Linked DNA regions of Homo sapiens: region 2 is linked to region 1. A link is a loop called in an ENCODE intact Hi-C map of the cell type or tissue named here. Cell type or tissue: PC-3. All regions are shown on one strand.

What was found. Hi-C counts contacts between places; a loop is a spot of excess contacts. Peaks named below come from ENCODE experiments on the same cell type or tissue, not always from the same donor. Only the 100,000 strongest peaks of a DNase experiment are listed, where the experiment ranks them.
Region 2: it touches region 1 in a loop (11-fold over the local background); 97 of 110 quality-filtered maps call a loop at or near these places.

What each region holds. Positions count from the first base shown.
Region 1 is chr4:121,095,876-121,098,375 of GRCh38, forward strand. No RefSeq gene overlaps it. Among named protein-coding and RNA genes, the nearest start is that of NDNF, 25 kb to the left of the region's middle. In PC-3, a CTCF peak has its summit at 975 (motif pointing left); no DNase peak of the experiment used is centred here; H3K27ac peaks cover 436 bases.
Region 2 is chr4:120,154,889-120,157,388 of GRCh38, forward strand. The region is part of intron 3 of MAD2L1-DT (MAD2L1 divergent transcript); the gene reads left to right. Among named protein-coding and RNA genes, the nearest start is that of MAD2L1-DT, 89 kb to the left of the region's middle. In PC-3, a CTCF peak has its summit at 1,429 (motif pointing right); no DNase peak of the experiment used is centred here.

The DNA of each region.
Region 1 (2,500 bases):
AGGGGGCTGATTGATTTCCCTTTATCAGTTGTTGAAAGTGTACACTTGTGGGGCAATGTGTGGAAGAAGCTTGTCATTAAGTTGGAGGTTTGAAGCCTCCAACTAAAATGCTTTTATATTGCATTAAAATTTTGCTTCCTCAGAATTGTATTTCTTAAAGATAATGTTAATAATTAATTCCAAAGCCATATTTAATTATAAAGCATAATATGCCATAAGAGGTTGAGTAAATACTTTCAAAAATATTAGTCATAAACATCATAGTAAGAAAACAAAAAATTGCTCAAGTACTGCCTTAAGTATACTAAAATAATGGCAAACCATGACAAATTTAAGTTAATAAAGATATTTTTATATTCAGGTCAGCAACTGCAAATAAGAATGGAATGTAATTTGCAAATTTACTATGCCATTTGCATTAGCAAATATTAAAATATGCACTTTAAATACAGTTGTGTAGACTGGGCAAGAATGTGTGAATACACAATGATACTGTTTCTTTGAGAACTTTAAGACACTCACATCTAATCTATGTGTGTGTATTTTTCCACACTTGAGGGTTTTATAATCTTTTTGTTAGGCACTTTATGTTTAGGGTTTTTATTTAACCCTCTACAAATTTTTTATTTCTGACTCATGAAGCAAGTTCCCAGGATTCTGATTTTAAGGCATGTTTTTTAACTAAGATATTTTCTTTGTTGTCATTAAACCTATGAAACATATAGAAAATAAACTTAGAGAATTCAGCACTGAGACATCTTAAGTCTTTACAGAGATGCAACAATTTTCACAATATAAGCCTCCTAATGACATGGATTTTAAATGCTGTCATTTATATAAAAATAAAAAAATTAGGAAAGTAATAAAGGAATTGTCTATCAGTTTTTATGATGTAACTTTCACTGGGTAAGTTTTAGAAATAGTTTTTTAAAGCCATCACCCTCGTTCTTTTGAAACAATACTTCCATCTAGTGGACATTTTACTTAGGAAAAAACCTTTGATTTCAAATGTCAGTTTTTTCTTGTTATGAAATCAGCACTAAAGGAAAATAACAGGGACAATAGCAGAGATAATTTGTTCAAAATATTAAGCTCGCAAGGAACAAAATAGAAATCAAATGATTAAATTGTAAAACAAACCAAAGTATCTGCCTATATAAGACTTTCCTATGTTTAATACACTAAAAATTTGGTAAAAAATTGGCTAATTTATTGTAGAGAGCCAAACTAGATAACACAGGCCCTGGAGTAACTGTAACCAGAACCAAACTAAAACTTGGATTTTTTTTTTTAAGATCTGGTATAGAAGCTTTGAAACATACAGGCCAATAGAGATCATTCATTCATATATCAATTTTGGCAGCAACATTAACTGGGCTTCCATTACGTACTAGTCACTTTCTAACACCTGGCGGTACTGAAAATTGCTTCATTCACATAGTTCAAGAGGCTACCTATTAGTATCGGTAGTCTAAAATGAACTGTTGGAGGAATTTAAAGAAACCTTGGCCTCTGATGATACCTCTAACTTGAAACACAGTAGCAAAACAGCCAATCAGTTCAGATGCTTCGTTCAAATATTAACCATCCGGATCATTCCAAAATGTTAGCATGGTTGGATATTTTTAATTGATTGTGCTGAGTGTTAGTTTTAACTGCATTATCTCTAAAAGCAGGTTGAAGGCCTGCAGTATAAACTTCTGAAAACATGGAATCACAGTTCTTGTGATTGTTATCATGCTTTTCATGAACTTAAAACCAAAACCTCTACAAATGGTTCTTTAAAGTAGATTTAGAATTGATTTTATTTTATAAAAAGACCAATTTATTGATTGGATCATTATTTACATTTATTTTGGTTTAAAATTAAAATGACTAAACTGAGTGAACCTTTAACAATGTGAAATCGGTTTGCAGATGCAAGGGTGTTGGGGTTGAGGAAGGATGTTTCTGAGTCTCTTTTACCCATTACATTCCTGGACAATGGATGGCTCAACCCAGAGCAAACAAACTGGCTACCAGGGCAGTCTAAGGTTAAATGGAATCTCTTTACCTCTTTTGCACACTCTGAGGCTTCCTAATTCTAGGGCTTCCTAATGTTTTTTCCTGGATTTAGACATGTGAGCTAGTATTCCTCCATTGATTCCCATATATCTTTCTGGTGACAAAATGCCACTTTGTAATTATAAAACAGTAGTTTAGTGATATGGTCCTAGAATGTCTTCTCTGTAGGCTTAAAAAGTTAATCATCCTTGCTCTTTCACTGGGATGGAGAGAGTCTTACCAAATGTCGTTGTTATCATTTCAGTACTTTTTCTTATATGGGCCGCAAAATAATTCAGATATGAATAATCTTTAACCTCTAAAAACATATTCTCACTAATAGAAGTTATAACACAGATCTAAAGGTAAATCTGGTAGAATAGACCTTTTTGAGAATGAAATATTAAAAAGGTTAACAAACTGGGGAATGGTGTTGTGATCTATGTAAGCAATTGAA
Region 2 (2,500 bases), 940 kb before region 1:
TGGGCAGGTTATTACACTTCTTATGCTACGGTGTTTCCTTCTCCAAAATGGAATTAACAATAATATATCTCGAGCTGTGTTTTGAGGGTTAAATAAATTAATACATGATTTGCAATTATAACAGTTCTTAGCACTAGCAATAGTCAATTTTATGGCAGGGTCAATACATTTTTTTCTATCTGGGGCTCCTCTCTCTATCCCTAGAATTCAGTGTCTTATCCAAATTAATATTTATTTGTCTTAAAGATAGAAAAGTAGGGAATATCTTTTATGTTGATCAAGTCAACATTTAGACAGTGTTAATCCTTTGATATTTAGTTATCAAATAATTCAGATATAGCTAAGTTATCCACAGGGATTTCAATATGTACCTGAAAGAAGTAAGAGCAAGCAGCTCTAAACATTTTTATTAACCTACAAAGTGTTATTCATTCCATTCATTTGCATCGATTTTCCTTTTTTTTCAGCAATCTGTCATGCTTAATTTAGTCCTTCCTTTCTCACTAGGTTAAGAAAATATAAATGAGTCTAGAATTCATTCATTCATTCATTCGTTCATTCATCATGTACCTGTTGTGAAATGCCAAGCCTTCTGCTAAGCTCTGTTGTGCAATCTTAAAATCTTGTGGCAAAAGACACATATTAAACCAATGAGCAACAAAACAAGCGTATAAATTAAAAATGTGAGAAGATTTTGAAATGGTCTTTCTTTTGCTTTTTTATGCTTTCAATATGATCTTTATGACATATCAAATGTTTAAGCTTTTATTAAAATTGAATATTTTACCTTCACTTTGTTATATGTTAAATAATTGATAAGAAATGATTGGGCAGAAAGGGAAACCATGAAAAGAGCATTAGTTGATCTAGCTTCTGGTTTCAACTTTGACACTAACTAACAATATGATTTGAATAAGACATGAACACTTTAGTCTCATTTTTCTCAATTGCAAAAGTAGGCAGTCGTCTGAAATCTCTCCCAGAGCTATTATATTTGTTATTTTAGGAATAAGTATATCTTTACAGCAATTTTCACATGTTGTTTGAATGAGGTAGATTGTAGCATTTTAATTTCACAATTGTAATTACTTTTTTCAACCTATCAACCTATGGGATTACAAGCATCTTGAAGTTGGCTTCTGAATCGTCTTCATTTTTGTGTACCCAGAATGCTCAGTGCAAATTTTGTTGAATGTTGAATGTAGTTTTAAACTGTATTTGTGATGGCAAATAGTCCTAAAAGACTTTTCATTAAGTTTCCTGGGATGACCAACGGAAACAAGTCTGAACCTATGTTTCTGAGTACATTGAAAAGAATAGCAAGTGTTTCATAAAGGTTAAGTTTTAAGGAACAAGGGCTATGCTTGGTTGGACTTTTCACATGTGAAACTGCGTTCACAAGTCTTTAATTTTATCTGTGTCCAGCAGATGGCACTAGTGCCTCAAATAAAACTCCAGTTTGAAGAAAATGTAAGGTAACGCATACCTTAAAACTAAGCAGATGTCATGAAAATCCAAGAGAATATCACACAAATATTCAGATCTGTATAGTTAAATGAAACATGAAATTGTTGAATAAGTATTTATCTTTTAAAAAATTCTCTGAATTTTATGTTTGTAATTCATCGCAATTATTCTAGAAAAGTAAAAGACTACATAGGGGGAGAAAACAAACACAAACGGGAAATATTCCAGAAGAAAAAGTTCCTCCAAGGTCAGGACATGCTCCAAGATGCTTTTTGGCTATATCTTCTCTGCAAAATTTATGAAAAATAATCACAAAAAGCAATAAAAAGTATTCAATTTCTCCTTTTTCTAAGCTGTCTCTTGTCTTTGTTATATTTTAGTACCCTACCAATTGTATACAATTATGAAAGAGACATGCGTGAGATACTGTTGAAAATTATAGAAGAAAAGCAAGAATAAAGCAATACTTCTAAAACTTAACTTGAGAAAATTATTGTTGTTCAGAAAGACTTTTTGGCATTGAAAGCCTTGATTCATAATAACATCCTCCTTCTTGAATATTGTTATTTTCCTTTTCCCAATCAAGTAATCAACAGTTTTCCTTTTCTTTTAAAATATGAAATGAACAAATGTTTACTCATAATATCTTAAAATGTCATTTTTTTATTAGTAAAAATCTTTACTTCATTTCTTATTATATGCAATTAGGCTATATTAGTTTTTAACTATTTGTAACTTTTAAATTTGATATGTTCACCCTTTCTTTTAATCTATTTTTTCAAACCTAATAAATATTATTAGCTGATTGAAATTAACAACTCATTTAAAAGAAACAGAATTTTATAATATCCTGTTTCTTCCTCAGAGTAGTTTGATAGTATTAACGTAATAACTATTCTCACTTTATTCAATAAGATCAAAGTAAAGATTTGGGGGAAGCATAGAAACAACATTTATTTGCCTTAACTGGATCTTTAATACAGCACCTCTACTTAAGAAATTTAAGAAATACTCTGAGAAGCTATTTATATAG